Linked DNA regions of Homo sapiens: region 2 is linked to region 1. Evidence: read pairs that join two places in POLR2A ChIA-PET (ENCODE). Cell type or tissue: OCI-LY7. All regions are shown on one strand. Links, peaks and the distances in the headings refer to the core of each region. The heading gives the core; the rest is flanking DNA.

Evidence for each region. Peaks named below come from ENCODE experiments on the same cell type or tissue, not always from the same donor. Only the 100,000 strongest peaks of a DNase experiment are listed, where the experiment ranks them.
Region 2: POLR2A ChIA-PET joins it to region 1 with 5 read pairs; 3 of 35 experiments call an interaction of 5 or more read pairs at or near these places.

The regions. Positions count from the first base shown.
Region 1 is chr7:135,480,436-135,492,289 of GRCh38, forward strand. The region is part of intron 1 of CNOT4 (CCR4-NOT transcription complex subunit 4); the gene reads right to left. Among named protein-coding and RNA genes, the nearest start is that of CNOT4, 24 kb to the right of the region's middle. In OCI-LY7, for the core only: no CTCF peak of the experiment used is centred there; no DNase peak of the experiment used is centred there.
Region 2 is chr7:135,564,212-135,576,065 of GRCh38, forward strand. It overlaps NUP205 (nucleoporin 205), which reads left to right. Exons shown (of 43, transcript NM_015135.3): 2 at 6,894-7,036; 3 at 9,443-9,614. Among named protein-coding and RNA genes, the nearest start is that of NUP205, 12 kb to the left of the region's middle. In OCI-LY7, for the core only: no CTCF peak of the experiment used is centred there; no DNase peak of the experiment used is centred there; H3K27ac peaks cover 1,700 bases.

The sequences.
Region 1 (11,854 bases), core at 4,159-8,158:
CCATAATTTCTCTCATCTACAATTCAACTTACATACAGTCCTATTTGATTAACTTCCCTTCAAACCAGTGCCTACCAAACTTGATCACACAGTCTTGTCAAAAATGCAGATTCTGGAAATGTTGTATTTTTTTCTTTAAGAGATGAGGTCTTGCTCTGTTGCCCAGCCTGGAGTGCAGTGGCATGACATAGCTCATTGCAGTTTCAAATTCCTATTAGAACCATTGCAGAGGCATTCATCTGTGTCCCATGAAATGTCTTTTAGGAATACAAATGTTCCTTCCATTTTGTTCCTGGCTATAAGCTTAATATACAATTCCTAAATCATATATATCCACTTAATTCATGTAATTCCACATATTTAGAGACAACTAATTTTCAATATAAGTGCCAAGAGCATACACTGAAGAAAGGACAGGCTAATTTGTGCTGGGAAAACTGGATATCTATATGCAAAAAAAAAAAAAAAAATGAAACTGGATCTCTCTCTCTCTCACCATATTAAAAAAATAGTCAAGATGGATTAAAGACTTAAACGTAAGACCAAAAATATAAAACTGGAAAAAAAAAAAACACATCAAGACATTGGTCTAAGCAAAGATTTTTATGGCTAAGACCTCAAAAGCTCAGACAACAAAAATAAAAATAGACAAATGGGACTATATTAAACTGAAAAGCTTTTGTACAGCAAAGGGAATATCTACATAATGAAGAGATAACCTGTTGAATGAGAGAAAATATTTGCAAACTATTAATGTGACAAGAGACTAATATCCAGAATATACAAGAAACTCAAACCATTAAAAAAAACACAGATAATCCCATTAAAAAGTGGGCAAAGGACATGAATAGACATTTCTTAAAAGACATAAAAATGGCCAACAAGTATATGAAAAAAATGTTCAACATCACTAATCATCAGGGAAATACAATTCTAAACCACAATGAGATATTATCTTACCCCAGTTAGAACGGATATTTCTTAAAACACACGGACACACACACAATAACAGATGCTGGCAAGCATGCAGAGAAAAAGAGAACTCTTAAACACTGTTGGTGGGAATGTAAATCCATACAACTACTATGAAAAACAGTATGGAGAATTCTCAAAAAACTAAAAGTATCATTATCATATGATCTGGCAATCCCACCACTGTATTTATACAAAAGAAAAGAATCAGTGTATCAAAGGGATACCTGCACTCATGTGTTTATTGCAGCACTATTCACAACAGCCAAGACAAAGAACCAACTTAAGTGTCCATCAGCAGATGAAATAAAGAAAATGTAGTATATATACACAATGGATTTGGCATTCAAAGAATGAAATCATGTCATTTGCAGCAACATAGATGAGCTGGAGGTTATTATATTAAGTGAAATAAGCCAGGCACAGCAAGACAAATACTGCATGTTCTCACTCATATGTAGAAACTAAAAGAGTTAATCTTATAGAAGTAGCAAATAGAATTATAGATACTAGAGGCTGCAGAGGGTGGGTGGGTGAGAGGGGATAAAGAGAAGTTGGTTAATGAGTACAAAATATACAGTCAAATAGAAGAAATAACTTCTAATGTTCAATAGCAGAGTACTGGTGACTATAGTCAGCAACAAAGTACTGTGTATTTCAAAGTAGCTAGAAGAAAGAATTTTAAATGTTCCCAACACAAATAATAAATATTAAAGGTGATAGATACCTCAAATGCCCTGACTTGATCATTACACATTCTATGCATATAATACTCACATGTACTCCATAAATATATGATATTATGCATCAATCTAAAAAATTAAAGAAACTGAATTCATAGTTTAAAAGCTCCCAATAAAGAAATCCTAGGAGTGTGGTGGCTCATGCCTGTAATCCCAGCACTTTGGGAGGCCAAGGCAGGAGGGTTGCTTGAGCCCAGTAGTCCAAAAACAGCCTGGGCAACATGCAGAGACCCTGTAAACAAAAAAAAATTAAAAATCGGTCAGGTGTGGTGGTACACAACTGTAATCCCAGCCACTCAGGAGGCTAAAGTGAAAGGATCGCTTGGACCTGGGAGGTGGAGCAATGAGCTGTGATCATACCACTGCACTCTAACCTGGCTGACAGAGCGAGACCCTGTATCAAAAAAAGAAAGAAAGAAATCCGGTGGTCCAGAGAGCCAGGTATCAAAACCAGACAAAGATATCACAAAAAAAGGAAAAAAAAGAGAGAGAGAAGAAAGAAAGAAAGAAAAACTTCAGACCAATACCTCTCATAAAAGTAGATGAAAGGCCGAGCACAGTGGCTAACGCCTGTAATCCCAGCACTTTGGGAGGCCAAGGCAGGCAGATGACCTGAGGTCAGGAGTTCAAGACCAGCCTGGCCAACGTGGTGAAACCCTGTCTCTAATTTTGTAAAAATACAAAAATTAGACAGGCATGGTAGTGGGTGCCTGTAATCCCAGCTACTCAGGAGGCTGAAGCAGGAGAATCTCCTGAGCCTGGGAAGTGGAGGTTGCAGTGAGCTGAGACCATGCCAATGCACTTCAGCCTGGGCAACTAGAGCGAGACTCCATATCAAAAAAAAAAAAAAAAAAAAAAAGTAGATGAAAAATCCTGAACAAAATATTAGCAAATAAAATCTAGTCTGTGAACAGTGGCTCATGCCTGTTTTCTCAGTACTTTGGGAGGCCAAGGCAGGAGGACTGCTTGAGCCCTGGCATTTGAGACCAACCTGGGTAACATAGTGGAACCCCATCTCTACAAAAAAATTTAAAAAAAAAAAAAAAATCAGCTGCCACATGCCTGTACTCCCAGCTACTCTGGAGGCTGAGGTGGGAAGATTGCTTGATCCCAGGAGGTCAAGGCTACAGTGAGCCATAATCATGCCACTGCCTTCCAGCCTGAGTGACAGTTTAAGACTTTGTCTCAAAAAAAAAAATAAAAATAAAGCAATATATTAAAAAATTACAAACCACAACCAAATGGGATTTATTCCAGGTATGCAAGGCTGGTTCAACATTTGAAAAATAATGTAATCTGCCATATCAAAAGGCTAAAGAAGAAAAATCACATGATCATATCATTGACAGAAGCATTTGACAAAATTCATGATATTAAAAAAAACTCCAAGCAGGCCAGGTGCGGTGGTTCATGCCTGTAATCCCAGCACTTTGGGAGAGCAGGGAGGGCAGATTGCTTCAGCCGAGAAGTTGAGACCAGCCTGCAAAACATGAGGAAACCCCGTCTCTACAAAAAATACAAAAATTAGCCGGACAAGGTGTCACATGCCTGTAGTCCCAACCACTCGGGGGGCTGAGGTAGGAGGATCACTTAAGGTTGAGGCTGCAGTATGCCGAAACTGCACCATTGCACTCCAGCCTGGATGACAGAGTGAGACCCCGTCTCAAAAACAAAACAAAACCAAACTCTAAGCAAACTGGGAATAGAGAAGAACTTCCTCAACTTGGCAAAGAACATCTACAAAAAAACCTATAGCTAGGCCAGGCGTGGTGGCCCACGCCTGTAAGCCTAGCACCAATTTGGGAGGCCAAGGTAGGCGGATCACTTGAGATCAGGAGTCCGAAACCAGCCTGGCCAACATGGTAGAACCCCGTCTCTACTAAAAATACAAAAAATTAGCCAGACGTGGTGGCAGGCGCCTATAGTACCAGTTACTCAAGAGGCTGAGGCAGAAGAATCACTTGACCCTGGGAGGCGAAGGTAGCAGTGGGCCGAGATCTTGCCACTGCACTCTAGCCTGGGTGACAGAGTGGGACCTCATCTCAAAATAAATAAATTAATTTAATTTAAAAAAGAAAAATAGTATATTTTCCCCTAACTTCAAGTATAAAACAAGATTGGCTGTTCTCACCAATCTTATCCAACATAATTATGGAAATTCCAGCCAGCACAAGAAAATAAAAGGCAAACAGACTAGAACAGAAGAAAAAATCTGTCCCCATTTGTAGATGACATGACTATCTAGAAAATCCCAAGAAATCTACCCAAAAATCCCCCCAAAATAATTAAGTTTAGCAAGGTTATAAGATGCAAGGTCAACATACAAAAATCAGTCTTATTTTGTGCCTGTAATCCCAGCACTTTGAGAGCTGAGTCGGGCAGATCACTTGAGACCAGGAGTTTGCGACCAGCCTGGCCAACATGGTGAAACCCCATTTATACTAAAAATACAAAAATTAGCTGGGTGTGGTGGTGTTACCTGTAATTCCAACTACTTGGGAGGCTGAGACACAAGCATCACTTGAACCCAGGAAGCGGAGGTTGCAGTGAGTCGAGATTGTGCCACTGCACTCTAGCCTAGGCAAGAGAGTGAGACTCTGTCTCAAAAAAAAAAAAAAAATCAAAAATCAAAAATCAATCATATTTCCATATATTAATAAACATGAAAGCTGAAATTTAAAATACAATGCTATTCACAATTGCTCCAAAGAAAATGAAATAGTTAGGTATAAATCTAACAAAATACATGCAGGATCTATATGCTGAAAATTACAAAATGCTAACGTAAAATCAAAGATCTAAATAACTGAAGAGACTTACTATGTTCATTGACGGGAAAATATAACATAGTAAAGATATCAATACTCCCCAAATTGATGTATAGTATAATGCAATTCCTAGCAAAATCTTAGGAAGGATTTTGTTTGTTTGTTTGTTTTTTGAGATGGAGTCTCGCTCTGTCACCAGGCTGGAGTGCAGTGGCACGATCTTGGCTCACTGCAACCTCTGCCTCCCGGATTCAAGCGATTCTCCTGCCTCAGTCTTCCGAGTAGCTGGGATTACAGGTGCGTGCCGCCACACCCAGCTAATTTTTGTATTTTTATAGAGACGGGCTTTCACCATGTTGGCCAGGATAGTCTTGATCTCTTGACCTCATGATCCACCTGCCTCGGCCTCCCAAAGTGCTGGGATTACAGGCTTGAGCCACCACAGCTGGCGGTTTTTTGTTTCTGTAGATATAGATAAACATATTCTAAAATTTATATGGAAAGGAAAAGTCCTAGGAGACCTAAAGCAGTTTTGTGAAAACAAAAAACAAGTAGAATTATGCCTCCCGATATTAAGGATAACTATACCGCTACAGCAATTAAAACTGTGGTACTGATGAAGAAAGAGACATATAGACTAATAGAACAGAACAGAAAACCCAGAAATGTGTCCACACAAATATGCCCAAATGATTTTTCGCAATGATGCACAAGCAATTCAATAAAAGAAGGACAGCCTTTCCAATAAATGGTGCGAGAGCAATGCGACTTCCATGGATGGAGAAGGGAAGGGGGAAGGGAAGCGGGACAAGAAGGGGGAAGAGTTATCAACCTAAACCACTTACTTTATACAAAAACTAGATCCAAATGTTATCACACACTTAAATGTAAAACGTAAAAGTATAAAACTTTTAGGAAAAAACTTAGAGAAAATCTTCAGGCATTGGCACTAGGTAAAGAGTTGTTACACTTGACACCAAAAGCACGATCCACAAAAGGAAGAACTGCTATACTGAACCTCATCAAAATTAAAAACTTTCACTCTGTGAATAACCCTACAAAGAGGATGAAAAGACAAGTTAAAACCAGGGAGAAAATACTAGCAAACCACATATCTGACAAAGAACTAGTATCCAGACTGTATAAAGCACTCACCAAAATCTCACAAATCACCGCTAAAGAACTTAACTAAATACCACCTGTACCCCAATAACTTAATAGAAAAATAAAAATAAAATGAAAGAGAAGAAAATGAGATATCTAGAAAAGTCTCAAGAGATTAAAAAAAATCTAACAGTAAAGATAACCAATTTGAAAATGGACAAAAGACACAAACAGACAATTCACTGAAAAGGAATTACGAAAGGCCAATAAGCATATGAAAAAATGTTGAACATCTTTAGCCATTAGGGAATGCAAGAAAACACCACAATAAAATATCACTACGGATCTCTTGGAATGACTACAATGAAAAAACTGGTAACACCCTATCTGGCTAGAACACAAAGAAACTGGACCACTCATTTAATGCTTATGAGAATGCAAAATTGTACTCACATACTGGAAAATACTTTACCAGTTTCTTTGAAAACTAAATGCATACTTACCAGATGACCCAGCAATTTTGCTCTTGGGCGTTTATCTGAGAGAAATAAAAACTTATGTTATATGAAAACATGTACACAAATGTTCATAACAGCTTTTAGTTGAGCCAGAAACTGAAAAGAACCAAAATGTCCTTCAGTGGGTAAATAGCTAAACTGTGGTATACCCACACCACTGAATACTACTCAGCAATAAAAAGGAACAAAGAGTTAATATACACAACACAGATGAACTCAGAAATTGTTCTTTTGGGGCACATAAGAATAGTCTCCTGAGGCTGTGTCACAGGACAAAAACAAAACAAAACACTTTTTTTTAAAGAAATGTTTATGAATCAATCCAAATCTAGGTCTAGAGAGCCAACAGAAATCAGTCCTATCCTCAAAGCATAAAAAAAATAAAAAAGGTAAAGAGTACTAAGATCCAGAAAATTAACAAGCAGTAAAATTTTTGTTTCAGTCTGTCAAGATTATCCTTCCATTAAGCATCCAAAAATGTGAACTTTTATGACTTTGCTATTTTCTTACATCCCCAAATTCCTATTATCTGTATTATCTCTACTTTTTCTACCCTAGATATCTTTTGCTCTCATTGTCCTTGTTTATAAAACCTATGTTTTCTCAATTACAACCATTTAAAAAAAAGTTTTAGCTTGTTGGCCCAATCTTTTTTTTTTTTAATACTCTTCCTGTAAATGTGCTTTTATATGATTTTCTTTTCTTTTCTTATTTTTGGAGACAGGGTCTCCCTCTCACCCAGGCTAGAGTGCAGTGATGCCATCACAGCTTACTGCAGCCTTGATCTCCCAGACTCAAGCAATCCTCCCACCTCAGCCTCCCAAGTAGTGGTGGTGGTATACACCACCACACCCAGATAATTTTTTTTTGTAAATTTTTTGTAGAGATGCAGTATCCGTATGTTTCCCAGGCTTGTCTGGAACTCCTAGGCTCAAGTGATCCTCCCACCTTGGCCCCAAAATGTGCTGGGACTACAGATGTGAGTCACCACACCAGGTCTAATTTTCCGTACCTAAGCAGGTATTATGGACTCTTTCGAGTCGGTAAGAACAATAAAAGTAATAGTTCTTCAGTAAATAAATTATTTCCAAATGCCTAACAAAGCCACTTTTGTTAGTACATTGATAGTAGCAATATGAATTGCTATTATCTCATGCATTGCTTTTTAAAAAAAAATCAGAATTGATATTAGATTGTGGAATACTTTCAAAATATACTTTTCGAGCACAGAGGCCAGGCACGGTGGCTTACGCCTGTGGTCCCAGCACTTTGGGAGGCCAAGGCAGGCGGATCACGAGGTCAGGAGATCGAGACCACCCTGGCTAACACGGTGAAACCTCGTCTCTACTAAAAATACAAAAACAAAATTAGCCGGGCATGGTGGCGGGCACCTGTAGTCCCAGCTACTCGGGAGGCTGAGGCAGGAGAATGGCGTGAGAACCACTGGGAGGCGGAGCTTGCACTGAGCTGAGATAGCGCCACTGCACTCCAGCCTGGGCGACAGAGTGAGACTCCGAGACTCCGTCTCAAAGAAGAAAAAAAAGAAAAAAAAAGCATTCTTTAAACTCTACATAAATCTTGTTTTCAAGGATTTTTTTCAAAAAAAAAATTAATATAAATAAAACCATAAACTTAAGTCTTTTTTTGAGCTCTGTTACCCAGGCTGGAGTGCAGTGAGTGGCATGATGTCAACTCACTGCAACCTTCACCTCCCAGGTTCAAGCGATTCTCTTGCCTCAGCCTCCTGAGTGGTACGACTGGTACTGAATGGTACGATTCTCAGCCTCCTGAGGCAAGACAATCGTACCACTACAGGCACATGCCATCACACCCAGCTAAATTCTATATTTTTAGTAGAGAAGGGGTTTCACCGTGTTGGCCAGGCTGGTCTTGAACTCCTGACCTCAAGTGATCCGCCCGCCTCGGCCTCCCAAAGTGCTAGGATTACAGGCGTGAGCCACTGTGCCCAGCCTAAACTGAAATCTTTGAAGAAAAAAAGCTAATAGTGGCTGTTAGAGTCTAAGTTTATAAAAATGTACAAAATGTGTGCCAGTAGAATGAGTCAGTGCAGGTGTTTTGTTTATTTGCTGGGTTTTATGTTAAAGCAGACAAAAATCTCTTTCCTCGTATGTAACTTTTTCAATGCACTTTTTTACCTGATAAAATTTGCCTTTATTTTAAATTTTAAAATTATGTTATCATGGAGGAATTATAGAATGTATCATTATTAATAGTCCTAATATTAAGAAGGAAAGCAAATAAAAGATCAACTCTGATACTCATAATTTCAAATTCCCTTTTCAAAATTCTCCCAAGCAATGTAGAGAAAGAATAAGTTATGCTTGTGTAGTACTACCATGGGTAAGGTATGGCAAAAGTCAAAGAGTTTTTAAAAAAAGGAAAAAGAAAACTCAAGACTTGACAAAGTTAGGACTAAGAAGGATAAAAACATAAAAGTTGTTCCTTCAGAAAAAAACAAATTATTTTATAATACATAATACCAAAATCATATTTTAGTGAATATATAACAGATCATTAACAGAGTTAAAAACAACTTCAGAAGTTTTAGGGCCAAAGAGAAATATAAGTTTAAGACAGCACTATCCAAGAGAAATATAACGTAAATCACATATATAATTTTACATTTTCCACTAGCCATATTTAGAAAAAATAGGAAGAAACAAGTAAAATTAATTTTATTTAACCCAACAAATCAGCTCAACATATAATCTATATTTTAAAATTACTAATAAGAAATTTTACACATTTTATAAAATTTTGTTACTAAGGATTCTAACTCCAGTGTGTATTTTGCACTTAGCACAATCTTGATTCAGACTAGTCACATTTCTTTTTTTTTTTTTTTTTTTTTTTTGAGACAGTCTCGCTCTGTCCCCCAGGCTGGAGTGCAAGGGCGTGATCTCAGCTCACTGCAACCTCCGCTTCCCCAGCTCAAGCAATTCTCCTGCCTCAGCCTCCCGAGTAGCTGGGACTACAGGCGTCCACAACCACACCCAGCTAATTTTTGTATTTTCAGTAGAGATAGGGTTTCTCCATGTTGGCCAGGCTAGTCTTGAACTCCTGACCTCGTGTGATCTGCCCGCCTTAACCTCCAAAAGTGCTGGGATTACAGGCATGAGCCACTGCGCCTGGCCGACTAGCCACATTTCCTGTGCTCAGTAGTCCCATATGGCTAGTGGGTACCATACTGGACAATAAAGGTCTAAGAAACAGCTTGAGAAAACAGGAATATATCTACCTTCAGACCAAGAGATTAAATATTATAATCTAAAAGAATGCAAAATCAATAGTTAACATATATACAATGCCACAACAGTGATATGATTGTTGATCCCACTACATGAGCCTCTCTGAAAGAGAATCAAAGGAAAACTGATTAAAGAACATTTGCCTCTAGAGAAAAGAATGTAAACAGATAAAAGAAATGAACTGTGAAGTTCTTTTTATGCCAACCAATCTCCAAGGTTCTTTATATACAGTGTAGTATATAACTCCTCTAGAAATCATTAGCATTGTTAGTTTATGACAAGTACCTTCAAAGTACTCAATAAAAATATCGTTCATTTTCTTCACAATTTCACATACGATTTCTTCGTTACATATTAGTATCAATTTCCCTTTTGCTATCATGTCCACTATCATTCTGTTGAAACATTATTAACAAACATAAAACCAACTCACACAGAAAGCATAAGAATGGATTTCAGGATTTCTGAAGGGTTTCGAGTAGAAAATACTAATTCAAATAGAGCGAAAAGTCCTAAGAAATATAATATTTCCATCTGGGAGTATGAGAAACAGAAGGGGCAAATGTAGACACAGGACACTAATCTTGGCAGAGGTTGGAGGAAAACAAGGGTGCTGCTAAAGGAGGTAATAATGAAGTAACAACAGACCTCTTCAAAAACGATGATCCAGTATTCCATTCAAAGAAACTTTCAGGAATAGCAACCAACTCAGGCCCTCCCTTTCTAATTTCCTCAGGAACAAATATGTCTTTTCGTGCATATGGTGGAAAAGACAAGTGTTAGTGAGGAGAAAAGAGGGAGGCTATGAACCATCTCTGACCACTCCTTCCCCACCCACACTAACAAGCATACTCAAAGCCTGCCTTAAATGTGCCTTCAAGGCTGACATGATTTAGTAAAATATCATTGGCTAGAACAATCTCTAATCTTATCAACTCATGAAACTTCTTAAATGTAGTACAAAATCTCTTGCCATATGACTTAAATTTTCAAAGGATCTTTTTGACTGCTGTGTTAATAACAGACTACAGAGGGCAAGGGTAGAAGCAGGAAAACCTGTTAAAAGGCTGCTGCCATTACCCAGCAAGAGATGATGGTGGCTGTGGAGACAGTGAAAACTGGTTGAATTCTGGATATGTTTTAAAGTTACAGCCAACAACTTCCTGAAGGAATGAATGTTGGATAAGAAGATAAGACAGCAAGAGTCAAGAATGACTCCAAGGTTTCTGGCCTGAGCAACTGGAAAGCTGCCAAGAACTGAGATGAGGAAGGCTATGTGGACAGAGTAGGTATGAGAGAGCAGGTTTGGGAGGGAAAAGCAAGAATTCCATTTTGGACATGTTGAGTGTGAGATGTTTAAGAGCCATTCAACATAGGCAACTGGATATAAAAATAAGGAGTTACGGAGAGAGATCTGGGCTGAAAAAATTCATTTGAGAGAAAAATATTCAAAGCCACCAAACTAACAGAGATTGCTAAGGGAATGAGCATAGATAGAGAAGATAACCAAGGAGTGAGCCTTGGGATATTCCAATGTTTAGAGGTAGGCAAAAAGGAAAATCTACTAAGGAAGACTAAGGAGGAGCAGCCAATGAATTTTGAGGAAAACCAAGTAAATGTAGTAGCCTAAAAGGCAAGTTAAACAAGTATATCAAAGACAAGGAGAAAATAACTTTGTCAAACGTAGATCATCACCCAAGATAATGACAGAACTGACTACTAGATTTAATAATGTCATTTGTTGGAAGACATTAACAAAAGCAATCTTAGCACAGTGGTAGGGGCAAAGCCTGATTAGAACAGGCTTAAGAGAGAACATGAGAAAGAAATTAGGACAAGTGCATTTAGACAATGCTTTAAGGGGTTCTACAGAAAGAGAGCAAGAAAGAGCAATTGAGGGAAGATATTTTTATGATGAAAAAAGTAACAGTATGCTTGTATATTGATAGGAATTATCCAGAAGAGACAAATTGATGATATACAGAGAGAAGGGAGAATGGCTAGGGCAATGTCCAGAGTAAATCTATAGGAGTTACATACTACACTGTATATAAAGAACCTTGGAGAGTGGTTGGCATAAAAAGAACTTCACAGTTCATTAATGCATTAATCAGAGGACCTGGGACTATATAGAAACATAGAGAGTAAATCTATAGTAACACAAAGACAGCAGCAAGGTCTATTGAGTACAGATGTAGTCAATACATACATGTGGTGGCAGGAGTCTGTAAGTGTTCTTCTGACTGCTTGCATCTCACAATGAAGTAGAAATCAGGTCCATCAACTGAGAGTGAGTATGAGGAAGAGTGTTGGAAGTTTGAAGAGAAAAGCAAGGGTACAAACTAAGTCATCTATGAGAGGGGAGACTGAATGGACTAAGAAAATAGAGTACAATTGCCAGACAATATTCAGGGCAAGAAACCTGAGGTTTCTTACCATGAATTTAAAGTGAGGGCAGTTATCATATTTGTATTTTTCTT
Region 2 (11,854 bases), core at 7,020-11,019, 87 kb after region 1:
TGAGACTATAGGCACAAGCCACCATGCCCAGCTATTTTTTTTTTTTTTTTTTTGAGACGGAGTCTTGCCCTGTCACCCAGGCTGGAGTGCAATGGCATGATCTCAGGTGACTGCAACCTCTGCCTCCTGGGTTCAAGCAATTCTCCTGCCCCGGCCTCCCAAGTAACTGGGATTACAGGTGTTAGCCACCATGCCCAGCTAATTTTTTTGTGTGTGTTTAGTAGAGACAGGGTTTCACCATGTTGGCCATGCTGGTCTTGAACTCCTGACCTTGTGATCTGCCCACCTCGGCCTCCCAAAGTGCTGGATTACAGGCATGAGTCACCACGCCCGGCCTGTTTTTTTTTTAAATAGAGACAGGGTTTTGCCATGTGACCCAGGCTGGTCTTGAACTCCTGCACTTAAGCTCCTTGAACCTTGCTTGGGAGGCCTACCTCAGCCTCTCAAAGTGCTAGGATTACAGGTGCGAGCCACCTTGCCTGGCCCTTTGATGCTATGTTGATATTAATGACGAACTAAGTAGGCCAGTGAACCTGTTTTTTTATTGTTGAGTTTTTTTGTTTGTTTGTTTTTTGAGATGGAGTCTCACTCTGTCTTCCAGACTGGAGTGCAGTGGTGCGCTCTTGGCTCACTGCAACCTCTGCCTCCAGGTTCAAGCGATTCTCCCACCTCAGCCTCCTGAGTAGCTGGGATTACAGGTGCACGCCACCATGCCTGGCTACTTTTTAAAAATTTTTTGTAGAGACAGGGTTTTGACATTTTGGCCAGGCTGGTCTCGAACTCCTGACCTCAAGTGATCTGCCCGCCTTGGCCTCCCAAAGTACTGGCATTACAAGTGTGAGCCACTGCAGCCGGCCTATTGTAGAGTTTTGATCTTTAATTGGATGCCTACCATTATTGGGGGAAAAATTGGATTTTTCTCTACCATTCACTGAGCTTATTACACTAAATATGTATAGTACAAGGAAATTTATTGGTTTTTCAGAGGTCCTACTGTATATTAATATTTAAAATGAGGGAGAGAAAATTAACTTTTGTCAGCACTTTATCAGATTTCTGAAATGTCTGTGGTAAGGTATATTTCAGATTTGCATAGGAGTCATCATTAATACCTTCCCTTTATACCATGTGCCATTTGATGACCAATTCTGAGTCCTTTCTGTTACTAACAGACCTTTTCTTCCTCCTGTACTGCCCTCATCCTAGTTTAGGTTCCATTTTCTTATTTTTTTTTTTTTGAGATGGAGTTTCGCTATTGTTGCCCAGGCTGGAGTGCAATGGTGTGATCTCGGCTCACTGCAACCGCCACTCCCAGGGTTCAAGCTATTCTCCTGCCTCAGCCTCCCGAGTAGCTGGGATTACAGGCACCTGCCACCATGCCTGGCTAATTTTGTATTTTTAGTAGAGATGGGGTTTCTCTATGTTGATCAGGCTGGTCTCGAACTCCCGACCTAAGGTGATCTGCCCACCTTGGCCTCCCGGTTCCATTTTCTTATAAGTGGCTTACTTACCTCTTATCCTTGTTTCCTGACACTGCCTGTTCTAGTCCATCAACCACACTAGAACACCATTTTCCTACAATGCCAGTTTCATTTTGTCATCTGCTACTGGAAACTTTGCCATTTACTAATAGGAAAAATTCCATCATGGCCCTGGAATCCAAGGCTGAAACCTACTCTATCCTTTGCAGTTAGAGAGAGGGCCAAGAAAATGATCCTGAGGGAAGTCATCTAGTCACCAGGATCTAGGTCCTCATTTTGGCAGGCAGAGAAATCTGATTTTTTTCAGTGTATCCAGAGTTGATTAGGTCCCATTCATTGATTATTCTCTAATCAAATTCAGAAAAGACAGATACATAAACCAGTATGCCAGTTATTGCTCTTTTTTATTTTATTTGTTTATTTATTTGTTTTTTGAGACAGAGGCTTGCTGTGTTGCCCAGGCTGGATGGCAGTGGTGTGATCTCGGCTCACTGCAACCTCTGCCTCCCAGATTCAAGAGATTCTTGTGCCTCAACCCTCCTTGTAGTTGGATTTACAGGTGTGCATCATTGCACCTGGCTAATTTTTGTATTTCTAGTAGAGACGGAGTTTCATCATGTTGGCCAGACTGGTCTTGAACTCCTAGCCTTGGCCTCCCGAAGTGCTGGGGTTACACGGATGAGCCACCACCCCTGTCTGCCAGTTATTGCTCTTTAATGGGAAGTATGTCTGCATAGGTACTCATGTTGCCTTGTCAACACATCCTTCATGCTAGAAATTTATATGTCGAGCTATATTTTTAATCAGAAGATTGGAAAGTGTGGGACTAAAGCAGGAGAAGCAAAGCAGGGAATTGGATGATCTGTCTATGTAAGGAAGATCTAGACATGCAGATTCCTCACATCCCCACATCAAAGACCTGACGCTTTGCATCCTTCCCTAATCTTCAGATTAGTTTAGGCTCTTTCTTTCATGTACTCTCATAGCCCGTTGTACTTCATCATATCTTTTATTATACTGATATCTTTGGAATTATTTGTTTTTTCGTTTTGTTTTGTTTTTTGAGACGGAGTCTTGCTCTGTTGCCCAGGCTGAAGCGCAGTGGCGCAATCTCGGCTCACTGCAACCTCTGCCTCCCAGGTTCAAGCAATTCTTCTGCCTCAGCCTCCCGAGTAGCTGGGACTACAGGTGCGCACCACCATGCCTGGCTAATTTTTGTATTTTTAGTAGAGATGGGGTTTCACCATATTGGCCAGGTGGCTGGTCTCGAACTCCTGACCTCGTGATCGGCCCACCTCGGCTTCCCAAAGTGCTGAGATTACAGGTGTGAGCCACTGCACCCGGCCTGGAATTCTTTGTTTAATGTCTGTCAGTCTTATCAATTTGTAAGTTCCATGAGGCTTGGGATTCTGTCTGTCTTGCTCAGTCTATGTGTGTATATATATATATATATATATATATATATATATATATATATATATATATATATGTATATATGGTCCCTCAGTAAATATTTGATAGTGAATGAAAGTATGAATAAATAATCCATCTCCACTGGTTTAGTCCGTCCTCTCCCTGCACATCTCCCTTTAAAAAATTTTTTTTTCAGGCTGGGTGCAGTGGCTCATGCCTTTCATCCCAGCACTTGGGAAGGCCAAGGTGGGCAGGGTAGATTGCTTGAGTCCAGGAGTCTGAGACAAGCCTGGACAACATGGTGAAACCCTGTCTATACCAAAAAAAAAAAAAAAAAAAAAAGCAAACAAACAGAAATTAGGTGGGTGTGGTTGCATACCTGTAGTCCCAGCTATTCAGGAGGCTGAGGGGGGCAGTATCTCTTGACCCCAGGAAGTTGAGGCTACAGTGAGCTGAGATGGCACCACTGTACTCCAGCCTGGGTGACAAAGTGAGACCCTGTCTCAAAAAAAAAATGTTTTTAAATTACATTGCGTCATCTGACGTTGTTCATTGAGTTATAATGTATTTAATTACATTACAGTTATCTTTCATGTTGTTCTTATATCCTGGTAACTTTATTTGGATTTGGGTTTTCTCAACAGTTTACCCTGTTTACAGTCTTTAATGTTTAGGCTATAGTTAGTTCTAAGTTTCATCTGTTGAGTAATTGGTTTTGACCAGTTTTTCCTTCAGAGTCTAAACACATATGAGTACCTTATCTGCTTATTTCCAAACAGAAACCTTTGGCTTTAGAGTCATATTTTTTAAATGGTGAGTCTAAAATCAGTTTAGTAGGGGCCGGGCGCCGTGGCTCATGCCAGTAATCCCAGCACTTTGGGAGGCCGAGGTGGGCAGATTGCTTGAGGCCAGGAGTTCAAGACCAGCCTGGCCAAATGGTGAAGCCCCATCTCTAATAAAAATACAAAAATTAGACGGGCGTGGTGGCACGCCTGTAATCCCAGCTACTCAGGAAGCTGAGGCAGGAGAATCACTTGAACTCAGGAGGTGAAAGTTGCAGTGAGCGGAGATTGTGCCACTGCACTCCAGCCTGGGTGACAGAGTGAGTGAGACTGCATCTTAAAAACAATAAAGATAAAATCAATTTAGTGGGCCCCTCACCAAAAATGGGACAGAACACAAAATATCATAGGGCATTGAATATAATAAATGAATTAATTTTAGTTTTTTATTGTTGTTGTTGTTGAGACAGAGTCTCACTCTGTCACCCAGGCTGGAGTGCAGTGGCGTGATCTTGGCTCACTGCAACCTCCACCTCCCAGGTTCAAGCGATTCTGGTTCCTGGCCTCCCGAGTACCTGGGATTACAGGTGTGCGCCACCACTCCTGGCTAATATTTTTGTATTTTTAGTAGAGACAGGTTTTTACCATGTTGGCCAGGCTGGTCTCGAACTCCTAGCCTCAAGTGATCTGCCCGCCTCGGCCTTCCAAAGTGCTGGGATTATAGGTGAGAGCCAGCCTGAATTTTAGTATTTTATATAATACTTTTGTTCCAGTTTTGTATATACATGTGTACTGGGTTGAAATGTGAAATATTTCTTACTGTGGATTATAGTCAAAGTTTGAAAGCACTACTCCTACCTCTTTAATCTTGCTACTGCTCTGAATTCTCTTTCATGCTTTCACACCTGTCTCTGATCCTTTGCTCACACTTGTTCTTGGCTGATGTTTGTTGCCCAGATTTTCCTCATCCTTCAAATGCTGCACAAGTGCAGCCATTCCTTAGCCAACTCTGACCATCAGTTTGATCTTTTGAAATTATTTTATTGTTTGTGCCAACAATCATATTCCTTTACTGGAATATTTCACTTATGTACATTTTATCTCCCCAACTGGTGAGCTGTAAGACAAAGATTGTTTGTCTTATCTTCTTTGATACTTTACTGTTCATTTATGGAGTTTAAATTTTTTATTTTTTATTTTTTGAGATGGAGTCTCACTCTGTTGCCAGGCTGGAGTGCAATGGCACGATCTCGGCTCACTCCAACCTCCGCCTCCTGGGTTCAAGCAATTCTCCTGCCTCAGACTCCTGAGTAGCTGGGATTACAGGCGCGTGCCACCACGCTTGGCTAATTTTTTGTATATTTTAGTAGAGATGGGGTTTCACCATGTAGGCCAGGCTGGTCTCAAACTCCTGACCTCAGGTGATCCGCCCGCCTTGGCCTCCCAAAGTGCTGGGATTACAGGCGTGAGCCACCGTGCCCGGCCTTAGTACTATTTTTGAAATACCTAAATTCTTCCCAAACACTTTCACTTTTTAAGTATTATGTATTATAGTATAAATGTGTCATTTACTTTCCAGTAAATTATGGTGAAAGTACAATTTACTGGTTAGGGCACACTCTGATGCCCAGACTGCTTGGGCTTAAGTTCTGACATTATCTAGTGTGACCTCAGGTGGTGAATATTTTGACCTCTCTGCCTCAGTTTCCATATTTATAAAATGGAGGAAGCCATAGTGCTAACCTCATAGGGTGTTGTTAAGACATAATCATACATGTAAAGAGCTTAGGGCCATGCTTAGTAGCACACAGCACAAGTTTAGTCATTATTACTTACTGTTATCATGTTTATCAATTAAAATGTGATCCTTTTTATATGAGTTTATAAAAGTATTCTGTATTTCTATGCTGTTTTATAATAGCCAGTGTCTCAGCCCAAAGTACATTTTCAGCTTCTAAGTTTTATAAATTCTGAGTTATTTCCCTACTGCTGCTTTTCATCTGGATGACAAGAAGGAAAGGAAGGAAAGGCACTTACCTTTATTGAGTGCCTATGATATGAAAGGCACTGGACTGTGTGTTTTCCTTAGTTTATCTCATTTGAAAAACTTACAGCTCTTTGAAGCAGATGGTGTTTATGTTTTATATATATATATATATATATATAGAGAGAGAGAGAGAGAGAGAGAGAGAGAGAGAGAGAGAGAGAAACTGAAGTTTAAAGAGGTTATTTCCCTTGTTCCAGTAGACATAGCTAATGAAGTGGTAAAACTAGGTTCAGCTGATATTCCAATTTAAAGTCAGGATTTATTTTATTTATTTATTTAATTTTTAAATTTTTTTTGAGATGGGGTTTTGATCCTGTCGGCCAGGCTAGAGTGCAGTGGCACGATCCTGGCTCACTGCAACCTCCGCCTCCTGGGTTCGAGTGATTTCTCCTGTCCCAGCCTCCCAAGTAGCTGGGACTACATGTGCGCACCACCACACCCGGCTAATTTTTGTATTTTTAGTAGAGACGGGGTTTCACCATGTTGGCCAGGTTGGTCTCAAACTCCTGACCTCAGGTAATCTGTCCGCCTTGGCCTCCCAGAGTGCTGGGATTACAGGCGTGAGCCATTGTGCCTACCTAAAGTCAGGATTTATTTTATAGTAAGTCAGATAAAGTGATGTGTTTATATCATTGCTTGAGAATTTTAATAAACTATGCTTTTATATTAGTGTCTCTTAATCAGTTACAACATTGATATTTATATAATTAGCAATCATTTATTATATTAATATAATTAATATATATTAATTATATTAATATAATTAATTATATTAATATAATTAATTATATTTATATATTATATTAATATATTAATTATATTTATATATTATATTAATATATATTAATTATATTTATATATTATATTAATATATATTAATTATATTAATATATAAATTATATATTATATATTACATATATTATATATAAATATAAAATATATGTAATATATTATATATTATATATTTATATATAATATATTAATATAATATAGTTAATGTAACATACTAATTATAATATTTATAATATAATTGATAATTATATTAATTAAGATAACTTCCTAGATTAAAAAGTAGCTGTGGGTGTAACTAAAATGTGTGGATGGTAACCTCACATTATTTTTCAAGTGTATGTTTTCTTTGACGGTGGTTTCATTTATTTTTTCTTTAAGCTGCTAGTCTATGGGGTCCTTACAAAGACATTTGGCATAAAGTGGGAAATGCTCTTTGGAGAAGACAACCTGAAGCTGTTCACCTTCTTGATAAGATTTTGAAGAAACACAAACCTGACTTCATCTCATTGTTCAAAAATCCGGTAAGAAATTTTCTTTTTCAGTTTTTTTGGGATTTTTTTTTTTTTAAGATCGAGGAAGGAAGTAAACTCTTTTCTTTTTTTTTTAATTTTCAAATTTTTTTCAGAAATTTATTTACTGTGCCACAGTCTCATGAGGTCCTGATGACATGTACCCCTAAACGCTTAAAAAAAAAAAAAAAGACAGGGTCTAACTTTGTAGCCCAGGCTTGTCTTGGACTTCTGGCCTCAGTGATCCTCCTGCCTCAGCTTCCCAAAGTGCTGGGATTACAGACGTGAGCCACCATGCCAGCTGCAAAAACTATCTTAAAAACTTTTTTTAATTTTTAATTTTTGTGAGCACATAAAGGATGTATATATTTATGAGGTACGTGAGATGTTTTGATACAGGCATGCAGTGTGAAATAATCACATCATGGAGAATGGGGAGTCATTCATCCCCTCAAGCATTTATCCATTGTTTTCCAAACAATCCATTTACACTCTTAGTTATTTTAAAATGTATAATTATTATTGGCTATCACCCTGTCGTGCTATCAAATAGTAGGTCCTTGCAAGTAAACTCTTAATGTACGTAACAAAAACATGTCACCTGTCTCACTCCAGTGATTCAATGATTTTCTTTTCTAGATATTTTTTAAAGACAGGGTGTTGCTCTGTCCTCCAGACTGGAGTGAAGTGGCCTGATTATAGCTCACTATAGCCTCAAACTCCTGGTTCAAGCGTTCTTCCTGGCTCTTCACTCCTAAGTAGCTGGGACTACAGGTGTGTGCCACCGTGCCCAGCTAATTTTTTTTAGAGATAGGGTCTTGCTATGTTGCCCAGGCTGGTCTTGAACTCCTGGCCTCAGGTGATCTTCCTGCCTTGGTCTCAAAAAGTGTTGGGATTATAGACGTGAGCCACTGTGCCCTGCTGTGATTTTAATGGAATTTTTCTTAGGAGCAATGTTATTCTCTATAGAAGTTAATATTATGTTTATTTCTAGCTAGGAGATAAACTTAATAATATTTGAAGACTATTTAAGAAATTTAGTATATTCCAGAAATATTAACTGCCTTAGAATTTCTGACCTCTAGTTAGTAATACATCTATGCTTGGTAAGATTGATTATTTTGTTTATTTCCAGATGTACGTTAAAATTTTAAGTATTATTTTATAGTAGTTTATAGTATTATGTAAGTTGTGTTAATGGAATGAATTAATTCTTGAGTATTTTTAATTTCTGCATCTTGAAATTCTTTGCAATAGCAATAGGGTACTTTAGTGGAGGGGATTCAAACTTGGAAAATGCTTTTCTTGTTGTTTGGCACTTTTCCTTTGCGTGTATGTGTTTGTGTGTCAGAGTCTCACTCTGTCGTCCAGTCTGGAGTGCAGCGGTGCGATCTTGGCTCACTGCAACCTCCCTCCCGTGTTCAAGCAATCCTCCTTCCTCAGCCTCCAGAGTAGCTGGATTACAGGCGCCTGCCACCATGTCCAGCTAATTTTTTTGTATTAGAGACGTGGTTTCACCACGTTCGCCAGGCTGGTCTTGAACTCCTGGCCTCAAGTGATCTGCCTGTTTCAGCCTCTCAAAGTGCTAGGATTATAGGCATGACCCACCACGCCCAGTCTGGCACTTTTCTTTTATATACAGCAAGGAAGCCATCCAAGAACTATTTATAGGATTGTGTTACCAGAAATGGCTTTTTGCTTTTTAGCTTTTTTTTTTTTTTCTTTTTTTTTCTTTTTTTTTGCTTTCTTTAGTAGAAAGAACCCCAGCCTGGGAACCAGTTGAGCTGATTTCCAGTCTTGGCTGTACCACTAGAGAGTTTTATGACCACAGACAAGTTACCTGACTTAGCTGGATGTCGGTTTTTCTGTCTGCAATAGAGGAGCTAGATTCAATGACCAATGTGTAACCTTTAAGTTCCGAAACTTTAGATGTATGATCTATCAGCTAATTCTGTACTGTACGTCATATGTTAAATATTTGCACCAAATTATCTTTTAGGAAATAAGACTACATTTTATATAACATTAATAAACTGTTACTTGCTCTGCTAAGTAATTAAACAGTTCATATATCCATTTGTTATGTACCATTTGAAGACCTTATTATTTTTATTTATTATGTAATTGAAAAGTTCTGTAGAAACTTGAAAAATAGTATGCTATTTTGTATATTTTCTCCAAATTTTTCAGATCAGAGTTTAGCAGTCACAGTTATTGAGAAGGTAGTATTGGAATAAAAAGTTTAAGGTTATGCAAAATATTACTTCATAAAAGTCTGTTCTAAATTAGCTGATAAGAAATACTTCTGTTTGTCATGTTACCAGGCTGAATTATCATGAATAAGCTTCTGTAGGTAACACTTTGGGACCTTGTCTCCAGTGTGCTATTTTCATAACAATTACAATTTTATCATTGTAGCCAAAAAATGTTCAACAGCATGAGAAGGTTCAGAAAGCCAGTACAGAGGGAGTCGCCATTCAGGGTCAACAGGGAACTCGACTTCTTCCTGAACAGCTCATTAAAGAAGCCTTTATTCTCAGTGACCTTTTTGATATTGGAGAATTGGCAGCTGTTGAGCTTCTTCTTGCTGGTAGGTTGACATTTAACTGAAACAGTGGTAAAATAATGCAAAATTATAAAATCACTCATAGTTTAAAATAGTTTATTGTTTAGATTCTATCATAGTTTCTAAGGCTGCAGTTTGGTAAAACCATATTCAAAATATTTCCTTTTTTAATCTTTGTTGTTTTTTTTTGAGACAGAGTCTCGCTCTGTTGCCCAGGCTGGAGTGCAGTGGCATGATATCGGCTCACTGCAACCTCCACTTACCGGGTTCAAGTGATTCTCATGTCTCAGCCTCCCGAGTAGTTGAGATTACAGGCATGTGCCACCATGCCCGGCTATCCTTTCTTAACCTTTGATTGGAAGGAAGGCTTCAGTTTAGTGATCAGAATTGTTAAAGACATCTCAGAAATTTTATAGCACAAAGCACTTACTGTCAGTGAGTAGGCAGGTAAGGTCACCACTTTTTTGGAATTTCTTTTTGAGAGAGTAATTCAGATAATGCATGAGTAGGTAAAAAATAAGATGATTTCAATAATACAGAGTACTAGGAAGAAAATAAAATAAAGCAGTGAGATATAGAGAGGTGGAGGCTGGCTAGTGCAACTCTAAGTAGGATCCGTAGAGAAGGCCTCTCTAAGATGGTGTCATTTGCCTTGAGACCCAAATGATGAGAAGGTGCCAGCCACCCAGACCTATTGGGTAAGGCTTTTCCGGGGAGAGCAAGCAGCCAGTGCTTGAGGTGGGAATAAAGGCGTGTTTAAGGATAAAAAGATCATTGTGGCTAGAGCATCATAAATGAGAGGGAGAGCAAAGGAAGATGCAGATACAGCAGGAATCAGAGCATGTTTGATTTTGCATGATAATGAAAGGTATTTGGATTTTATTCTAATTGCAATAGAAAGTTGTTGATGAGGGCTTTAAGCAGAGACATTACATAATTCATTCTAACTCTGAAATTATTTCTCTGGCTGCTGTGTAGAGAAAAGAGAGAAAAATTTCTATACTATAAGCAGTTTGTTTTAATTATAATGGAGGAGCCATTTGAAGAAAATATGGGCATGTTAGTTGAACAAAAGTTTAATATGTCTAAAGATAATATATGGCTACCAAAATCCTTTTTGACCTAAGCCTGCACTAAAAGAAGTATGATATTGAGAATGAGGGGGATGTTCACTAGACATGCTTGAGTTTTGAGTTTAACTCGGAACTTTCATTTAACAAACATTTCTTCTATACCTACCATGTGCCAGGCATGGTGTTAATTATATCACTCCAGTGATATAAAGATGAATAAAATCTCAACTAGTGTAAATACGCTCATATTCTAATAATTGAGAATGATGTGGAAACAAATATTTTGACACAATTAAGTACAATTAATGCAGTTTTGTGCAAGATTTAGAGATGGTCCAGAGATTTAGAGATGGTATTAGATGGACCTTGATTGTACAGAGAACTCTTAACAACATCATGAAGTTTAAGGTAGATGTTGCAAAATGAGTAAGCATACATCAGGTGGAATAGGTGGTTATTTGGGAGGATGAAGGGCATCCAGGCAGAAGAAATTGCCTGTGCAAGAGGGTGAAGCAAGGTGATGAATTTGGGGAACAGAAAGGAGTAGAGTGGAGGAGTAGTTGCAGTAAGGGGAAAAGAAAGCTTTAGGAAATGAAACTGAAACTATAGGCAAAGTACTCTTAAAAAAAAAGTGAAACTTAGCCAGGCGTGGTGGCTCACACCTGTAATCCCACCACTTTGGGAGGCCAAGGCAGGTGGATCACGAGGTCAGGAGTTCAAGACCAGCGTGGTCAACATGGTGAAATGCCATCGCTACTAAAAATACAAAAATTAGCTGGGTGCTATGGCAAGTGCCTGTAATCCTAACTACTCAGGAGGCTAAGGCAGGAGAATTGCTTGAACCTAGGCGGCAGAGGTTGCAGTGAGATCACGCCACTGCACTCCAGCCTAGGTGACAGAGTGAGACTCCATCTCAAAAAAAAAGGTAGAACTCATTCAAAGGAGAGTAGTTAAAAGGTGACTGAACTTGAATTATAAAAAGGTTGTTTATTCAGAGAAGATTCCGAGGGAAGAAACTTAGAAATATTTGAAAGATTCCATATGAGATAGTAAAATGGGCATTGAATAAAATTAAATTTAGTGGACAACAGTGAGACCAAAAGATTCTCACCCAGTATGTAGAAATCACAGGTAAGTGTGAGAGTTAGAAATTGAGAGTTTGGAAAATGGTGAATTCCATGTCCCTGCTGG